2 separate regions of the Mus musculus genome follow, and region 1 is linked to region 2. A link is a loop called in an ENCODE intact Hi-C map of the cell type or tissue named here. Cell type or tissue: gastrocnemius. All regions are shown on one strand. Each heading gives the region's core, and the rest is flanking DNA. Links, peaks and the distances in the headings are about the cores only.

Region 1 (4,390 bases), core at 303-4,302, 95 kb after region 2:
TTCCATTCTCACATAGAAGATAGGACATTATTGATACAGGGGACATGTTACATACTTAACAGTTATTAACATACAGAGAAAAGATGAAGCAGGGCAGAGAGCAGAAGATGGGGTGGTCGGAGCTTAGGTGGAGGAAGATTCGAAAAACACTTGTCTGAGAAGAGAGCTGTGCACAGACTGGAGCTGGACAGAAGACAGCAGACATCCTGGAACAATGTCCCAGCTAAGCACGCAAGTCCAAAAGCTCTCTGGTGGGAGCCCTCTTGGCAAGTTCTGGAACAGCAGGGTCTACTATAGATGCATTGGAAATACAAGAATCAAGGTTGAATCAGGACCCCACTCCCCCAAAACCCCCGAGGCTCCCTCAGCCGCTGTCGAGGCTTTTTAAGAATAGAGACATTAAAATGTTTTATTTACTTCTGTTCTTTAACATGGGAAATTGTAACCATGTATTCCCAGATCTGTGTGTTGAGGCCCTTGTGCTAATCACTCAATTAACATGGGAAATTGTCATGTATTCACACAACTGTGTGTTGAGCCCCTGTGCTAATCACCCAGTTCCAAGTGTTTTCATTTTTGGAATTTTGAACTGAGGAATGATGACTTAGCATGTCCTGACTTGAACAAAACTCACTCAGAACAGGTTCTGAGGAGGCAGGCAGGGAGCCAGGGAGTAGCCTGAGAAGTGGTTATTTGGGGCTTCGTTTGAAGATCTGGCTTGATTTTATTTATTTTCTAATTTTTTTCAAAAGAAGAACTGAAAAGGCAAATAGAACAGTGAAAAGAGAAAGGTAATAAAGAGGACCCAGCCCAGGGAGCACCCCTTCACACTTCACCTTCTACCTAGACGTGTACCTGCCTGGCAAAGGGCTGGCAGAGGGAATATTTCTAACACCATCCTATAAATGACAAGCCACATTCCTATGCTCTTATGGAATCATGGAGTATTAAGCCCCCACACAAAGGTGAGGATTTGTCACATGTCACCAAAGCATTGAGACCCAATTGTACCTGAGGTACTGAGGGGCGCTTGACCTCTAGATATTTATGATGCATGTGATAAGTTTGAAAATTAAAAGGAAACCAAAAAGAAAACAAGGAAGCCCTGCATCAAGGCTGATGAGGTGAAACTTTCAGAACAGGGGTACATGCAGGTAGAGGTGTTTCTCTCTTCTCTTCTCTTCTCTTCTCTTCTCTTCTCTTCTCTTCTCTTCTCTTCTCTTTTCTCTTCTCTCTTCTCTTTGTGTGTGTGTGTGTGTGTGTGTGTGTGTGTGTGTGTGTGTATAGACTAGAGTTTATTCAGGGCCTGGGGAGGGGAGTTAAGAGGGTAGTGGAGTCAGAGAAAGGCAGAGAGAGGGAGAGAGTAGAGAAGTAGTTGCTGGCCATGACCATGTGGAGAGAGAGGAGAAGGGAATGGGGAGAGAAGGGGAGCAAGAGGGAGAGGCAAGAGAGCAAGGCAAGAGTGAGGTGTTACCCTCTTTCAGAGCAGGATGTCTGCAGGTAGAGGTATTACCTTCTTTCAGAGCAGAGGTGTGGGCAGTTAGAGGTGTTACCCTCTTTCAGGGCAGGGGTGTAGGCAGATAGAGGTTTTACTTGCCTGCTCTATATGAAACCCTCCTATCTGAGTGGTGGTTTGCCATTGTAGTTGCAGCCTGACTCTTGAGATGTTGATCACACTAGTAGGGAGTGTCAGGAACAGTGCAAATCCATGAACCCTGGTGAAGGTCCAAGTGTGCCAGCAATAGTGGTGAATCAAAGAGGTTTTCATGTATCCTGTCCCTGCTTTGCATTCCCACACCAATATTCAGAGGGCTAAGAGTGAACTCCACAGTGTTCTGCATCTTGGCTGTCTCTCCAAAGCTTACATCACTTGCTCAGGCTGTCTAAACTTGCCTTCTTATCTGCAAGTTAGGGTACTACTAGTGCCAACCCTGCCTATCTCAGGGTCATCAGAAAGCCCAGATGTTCTCCATAGATAAGAGGGAAGGACAAAAGGCTCCGTAGTGCCAGACAGCATGCAGGAGTCCCAGTGAGCTGCCAGCAAATTAGCCATGAAGCACGAGGATCAGAGGTCATTGGTTCGTGTAAGATGGCAGGGCTGGGGTTTGATCCTGGATTAGATCAACTCAGCATCCCTGTCTTAGCAAGACGAGACCAGTGTCATGAGTCCTTCCTATGCCATTAGCTATAATCCCGTTTAGCAGGCTTGATCTGTGCTTCCTGGTTGCACAAATAAATAATAAAGAACAGTAAACTGACTCCCTGTCATCCTTGAGAGGACATACATTATTAAACCAATATACTATTTCGTCTCTCTCCCTCCCTCCCTCCCTCCCTCCCTCCTTCTTTATAATTTGACTTGACTCAAGAAGAGTAAGCAAGTAGCCTTTTTTTTTTCTTTAAATGGAAAAGACTTTCAGGATGACAAGGGGACTCTTGCTCCTCCTTTTCACACCTAGCATGAGGCCTTTCTCACAATATGCCTCACCAGTGCCAACAAACAAGCAGGAGTCTCTGTAGCTGTACCTGTGCTCAGATCGGTGATTACAGCCATGGCGCATTAAAGCCAGTTAGAGAGAGAAAAATAACCGAGCCGAGTGTTGACATGGTGCCGTGGAAATGTGAATAGACTTTGGGGAGGCAGTGGCAGACCCCGAGTTCAGGGCACCACCACCTTACCCCAAACCATTGGAACCAGGTGGTGCATGTTACTTGAGCTTGCAAAGGGCTGGTTCTTTCCCCGGTGATATGGGGTGCCACTACTGACCCCACATGGCTATTGTGGGGATTTCTCCCTCCTCGGCTGTAGAGACAGAATATGCACATAGACTTAGATGAGCACGTGCTCTGGGAAATGAACAAGCATGCGAAGTAAGGCGTTATTTAACGCTTACTAGCCAGTCACATATCACTTTCCTACCCTATGTCCTCCAGTCATTCTCGAAAAGGGCACAGTCGTGGAGCCATGATGGGCTGACATTGTGAGGAAGGTGGGAAACACAAGAGACACGGGCTATTGGTGCAGCTGCTTGAAGGAACTCCTCCTGTGCGCTGTTAATGAGCAGGATGAGGGCTCGAGAGCACTGAGCACCCTGCGAGCATGACTGCGCTCGACCTGCTGAGAATGCCTTTCGAGCATGCGCTCTACCCGCCCGCAGAGAACGCCTGCCAAGCTGCCTCATCCTCCACTTGCTCCTTGCTTACTCAGCTCAACTCTGCCTTCAAATCTCAGTCCGCATGAGTTAAACACACGGAAGCTTTCTCTCACTTCCCAACCGTGCCAGACACTGTTATTAGACATTCTGTTTGATGAGTTCTCCAGTTAGGTTTTACCTGTATTGTTGAAGTTATCCAGTTAGCGTCAGTCCCACTGTTTAATTCCGTGAGAGAAAGAAATTGGGCTTGTTCTGAACGAGGTGTAGCCCCCACTCTCTGACCTTCTACAGTGTGGGGCTCTTAGAAAGGGGCGTAACAAACTAAACTGGTAAACTTTAGTACTCAGTGAAATAATGGGCTAGATAAGAAACAATTTTCTGAGATTGTTGATATCATCAGGAACCAAGTGTTGTCTTAACTCCTTTAATCTTAAAACAGTCCGGTGATACTTCGTCATTAATTTGATTTTTGAAGGTGGAGAAGCTGACACACGTCACTCCACGACAGCTGGGGGATTTGAGCCTGGCTTTGAGAGATCTTAACCTAACCATGACCTGCTGTGGTAAAGAGCAAGGTTGGGTTCACAAGCAGAGCCAGGCCCTGTTAGAACCCTGAGGATGTTCGAAAGAAAAATCAGCAGAAAAGAATGATTTTAGGTATGATGTCTTACATTTATGCTGCTTCTGCTTTCTGTCAGAGTACGTTAGCCGAATTCACCCAGAGAGCAGCCTGGCTTTTGAAACTGTGATGCTGAGGAAGTTCTAGGCCACTCATCTCTTGTTACCCCTTTGAAGAAACAGCAAATGCTTTTCCACAGTAGGTCAGGGCTATCTGAGGTTAAAAAAAAAAAAAAAAAAAAAAAGTACGTGGCTGACTAAGAGGGCTATACCTGAGCCCATGACTTGTAGTTCTTATTCTAAAAGGAGCTCTGACCCATGGACCCAGAATTCTAGAAGAGTTTTCCTTCATCAGGGAAGGCCAAGGAAGTCTGATTGTCCCCAAGAAGGGCAGCTGACACTAGAATAACATAGTATTTTGTAGAAAAATAAAACATAGCAAAAGAAAGAAAATAAATGTATTTGTAGAAAACTAACAAAACACTGCAATGTAGGAAAAAAGAAAAACCTTCCCCTTGGAATTGATGTGGGCCAAGTATCTTCCAGCCACTTGCTTCAAATGGACCTATTAGACATCCTCTAAGTGAGGGAGCATCTGACAGTCTGAGATAGCCCCT
Region 2 (4,390 bases), core at 162-4,161:
TCCCGTGGCCCCCGTGGCTTCATTGCGCTTCTGGTTTTTTTTTTTTTTTTTGAATCTTTGGTTCTAAGGAAGAATGTCTACTTCTACAAGCTTCTTGACAACGGTAATTATCCCAGGAAGCTTGGCAGGCTGTATAATTTTGCGATCTCATACATTTGCTTTAAATGCTCATTCAACAAGCCACGTGCAAGGAAGGCTGGAAAAGTGGGGCAAACTTGGCTTAGGCAAAAAGGGTGACTCTCCTGACTTTACTCAACCCTCTTTCAGAAAGCTTCCCGACGATCGGGGATAATGCCCGTTGCGGGGGTAAGCGGTTTATGCGATAATTTCTAACCAATAAAATTCTCCGCCACTGCTCAACAGAACAGGACAGGATATCAGCACGCCGGCATTTTGCTCATCACTGTTCTTACAATTTGGGTAGGGATTCTGTTCTTGTGGATGAAACGCAGCAGAGGCTGGTGAGAGGGCTTCAGCTGGTAAGGGTGCTTAATGCCAAGCCTGACAACCTGAGTTCAAATACCAGGACCCACGGCTCCCTGCTAGGCAAACGCGGTAGGGCGGAGCTACACCTAAACCCCGGTCCGAATTGAAGAAATCATCCCTGAGGCTAGAAAGGATCAATATCAGGATGTTTTAATTAGCTGCTTTTAATTGCGTGATAAATGTTCGCACGAAATCAACTTGATATAAGAAGGGTTCATTCTGGCCTCACAGTTCAAGGGTACATAGACTCCATCACGGTGGCCAAGGGACCACGGCAGGAGCTGAGGCCGCTGGTCCTGTGTGGCCGCAGTCAGGAAGCAAACAGGGACCAACGCTGGTGTCCAGCCAGCTTTCTCCTTTATATAGCATCCAGGATCCAGACCCATGGCATGATGCCACCCACCATGAGTGGGCCTCCCCATCTCAACAAACATAATTTCAGCGGCCTCTCAAAATCTCAGGCAGAGACTGATGGATCCAGGGTGATCCCTGAGGCACATGTCTAGGTGATTCCGGATCCTGTGACATTGACAGCGGCAACCATCACCAACGTCAAATAAATGCCAGAAATGTATTCCTTGAAGCCTCTGTGTATTGAATTTCTCTAAGGTACCTGGTGTTATCCCAGGTGTCGGGGACAATCACTAGTAAGATACATGGGTCCTTACCCCAAGATGAAAGCTCGTGGCAGGACACTCTCAGGGCCAGAGATGAGGTAACCTTAGTGGCCGTAGCACTGTAGCAGTTAAAAGTCTTTTGGGCTGAAATGACTAAGCGTGACTTGAAGCAGCTGAAGCATAAGTGCGGAACTGGCTCCTGCAGCCAGGACTGGAGAAGCAGGGACAGTGAGAGGGCTCGGGCCAACACAGGGCTCGTGCGCAGGCACCAGGTGGGCCTGACCTCTCTCAACGACGCTCTGGTCATCTGCACTTCATGTGTTCCCAGGCTGTAGTGGAAGACTCTGGCGAAGCTAGGCTCACTTCTTACTGTGTTATTTGAAGTGAGCATCCCCCTCCTTTCCCTTCCCCTCCCCTCCCCTCCCCTCCCCCCTCCCTTCCCCCCCTCCTTTCCCTTCCCCTTCCCTCCCCTCCCCTCCCCTGCCCTCTCCTGCAGAAAGATACTTCTGTTTCCTTTCATTCTTTTCCTGTTGGGTCTGCGCTCCTGACTCCAAGCTGATAAACTTTGTACACAGAGCAGGTGGCTTACACTGTACACTGGCCCATTCCCAGGCTTGGGAGTCTACTATATACAGCCTGTCAGCGTCGTCTCTGCCACAAACTCTGCATTGGAGGGACTCCAACTAAGACTGGGGTGTCATTCCAGCACCCACTATTCCCCAAATCTTCCCCTCGGAACTATGACACCAGACCCCTAGAAGTTTCTACCAAGTAGTCACGGTCCCCTGGTCACAACTGGTAAAACTAGAGACAGGAGTCTGACAAGGTAACTGGGCCACAGGACTTAGGAAATAGAGGCCCCTGTTCCTCCAGTGTGGAGAGTCTCACAGGAGACTGAATGGCTCCGCCCCTCTCCATGGTATACTGGAGCTTGTGGTTAAGTGATAGGACTTATGTCAGTGAGCTGTTGTTAAAACACTAAGGACCAGAGATAAGCTGTTGGCTGCTGAAGAGGATTTACAAGATGATGATGATGATGGTGGTGGTGATGATGATGATGGTGACATAAAGCACCTGGTATGAATTACTCCCCCGTGCAAGAAGTTTACTGGTGTGGGGCTGCCTCTTTTCCTTTTTATTTTTAAAAACCATGAAATACTCATGATCCAGTTGCAGAGTGAAGTATGGACCAAGCCAAAAGCAAGGCAAAACCACGGAGTCTGTCACTAAGCACTAATATTTTGGCTGTGGTCTCATCACAGTGAAAAACTGCCTGGAATGAATGTCCCGGCCTGAGCTGGCTGGCCTATTCACCACCGACCCCTCGGGCCTGGGAACTGACTGCACTTGGCCTACAGTGGCAATCTTTGGTCTGGTCTAGTTGCTCCCTGGAGACAAAGGACAAATGACAGCACCAGCCTACAAGTCAGCAGGGGACAAGGAGGCCATGGACCGCACTCCCGCATTCTGAGAGCATGGCTTCACCACAGCTTAACAAAGCCCAAGTGTGCCAACCGTACGTCACTTGCAAGATCAGCTCTTCATTAACGTGCCACGCGGACCGTCTGCGCGCATGCGTGTGGTTCTCCAATGCACCCTCCCATGGAGAGAAGGGGCCACACCTCTGTGAGACTGTGATCAGCTGCTGTTTCGTTCCCTGCTGTGCTGCCACCACTGCCGAAAGGACAGGAGCATTCCATGAGAGATGAGCTCTGCAGTTGCTCCAGCCTCTTAGGCGCAGCACCTAAGGCACATAGCTTAGTATTGTACAAACATCGACCATTGTTTGGCTATCAATCCCAGCGTGCCATTTCAAAGTCATTGGCTTGCTGTGGTACTAGGGATGGACGGCTCATCTTCGTACATGACAGGTAAACAAGCATTCTACCAGTGAGCTTATATCTAGGCCTTTTATCATATATATTTATGAATGTTCATGCTCACACATGTGCATGTGAGCTCAGGTGCGTGTATACCACAACACACATAGAAGGCAGAGGAAAATTTCAGACGCTGGTCCTCAGCTTCTAGCTTGTTTGGTGGGGCATTTTTGGACATTGATGAGAGCTAGTCCTAAAGGAGAGACTTTGAAGTACCTAACTTGAACAATAGGGACATAGCTACAACTTCTAAGAAGACAAACCAGGGCAATGCCAATAGTCTATTTTCCTTTCAGAGTCTCACCTGACCCACAACTCAAAGGGACATTTTAACCTACGCTGGGCACTAAGGTTTTGGTTAAATAATATATGTTTCTTGGGGGAAGTGTTATCACCCTATGTGGTACATAAAATACTGTTTAAATAAGATTTTTAAATAGTGGCTTCCTGTGACTTTTCAAACATCCTTATTGTTTATCTCTTATGCCTCCTGCTCCTCTTTGTTGCTGTCTCTCCCCTTCCCCAGGTAAAGTCCCCTCATTGTCCTAGTCCCCTCAATAGCACCCACATTCCATTCTTCCCTCTGGAGAACTCTGTCCTCACTTCTCCCGCGGTCCTTCCCACTGTTCTGGCTTCTGGGGTTACTTCAGGTTATATATTCAAGTCTGGAGATTCACAGCCAAGATCAAGAAATAAGAGAGAAGCATGGGGGTCACTGCTTTTCTGGGACTGGGTCTGTGTACCCCTAGCTAGCCCAAAATTTGCTATGTAGACCAGGCTGATCTTCAGCTCACAAAGATCCACCTGACTCTTGCCATTGCTCCCCATGCCTACTTCCCAGTCCCGGTGCTGAGACACTTGTGTGACACTCTCTGCCAACTTCCTTTCCTAAGGAAAACAGTCAAATGGTGCATGAGTTGCCCTGTTCGAGTGTCAGGACGAGAGAGGAGAGCCAATAAGGGTAAACTCTAAGGTCACGTGCCTTGTGCCAGAACAGGAGCTGTTTTAGCGTCCCTGTTCTTAGAATTGGAAACAATCACCCATGGAAGGAGTTACAGAGACAAAGTTTGGAGCTGAGACAAAAGGATGGGCCATCTAGAGACTGCCATATCCAGGGATCCATCCCATAATTAGCCTCCAAACGATGACACCATTGCATACACTAGCAAGCGTTTGTTGCATGGACCCTGATATAGCCGTCTCTTGTGAGACTAGGCTGGGGCCTAGCAAACACATAAGTGGATGCTCACAGTCAGTTATTGGATGGATCACAGGGCCCCCAATGGAGGAGCTAGAGAAAGTACCCAAGGAGCTAAAGAGATCTGCAACCTTGTAGGTGCAACAACATTATGAACTAACCAGTACCCCGGAACTCTTGACTCTAGCTGCATATGTATCAAAAGATGG

Evidence for each region. A loop is a pair of places that touch in the nucleus more often than their neighbours do. Peaks named below come from ENCODE experiments on the same cell type or tissue, not always from the same donor. Only the 100,000 strongest peaks of a DNase experiment are listed, where the experiment ranks them.
Region 1: a loop joins it to region 2, with 2.3 times the contacts of the local background. A loop is called at or near these places in 15 of 42 quality-filtered maps.

Annotation. Positions count from the first base shown.
Region 1 is chr3:135,629,644-135,634,033 of GRCm38, reverse strand. The region is part of intron 6 of Nfkb1 (nuclear factor of kappa light polypeptide gene enhancer in B cells 1, p105); the gene reads left to right. Among named protein-coding and RNA genes, the nearest start is that of Gm46827, 23 kb to the right of the region's middle. In gastrocnemius, for the core only: a CTCF peak has its summit at 2,773; DNase peaks (open chromatin) are centred at 2,753 and 3,101.
Region 2 is chr3:135,724,400-135,728,789 of GRCm38, reverse strand. No RefSeq gene overlaps it. Among named protein-coding and RNA genes, the nearest start is that of Nfkb1, 35 kb to the right of the region's middle. In gastrocnemius, for the core only: no CTCF peak of the experiment used is centred there; DNase peaks (open chromatin) are centred at 855 and 2,597.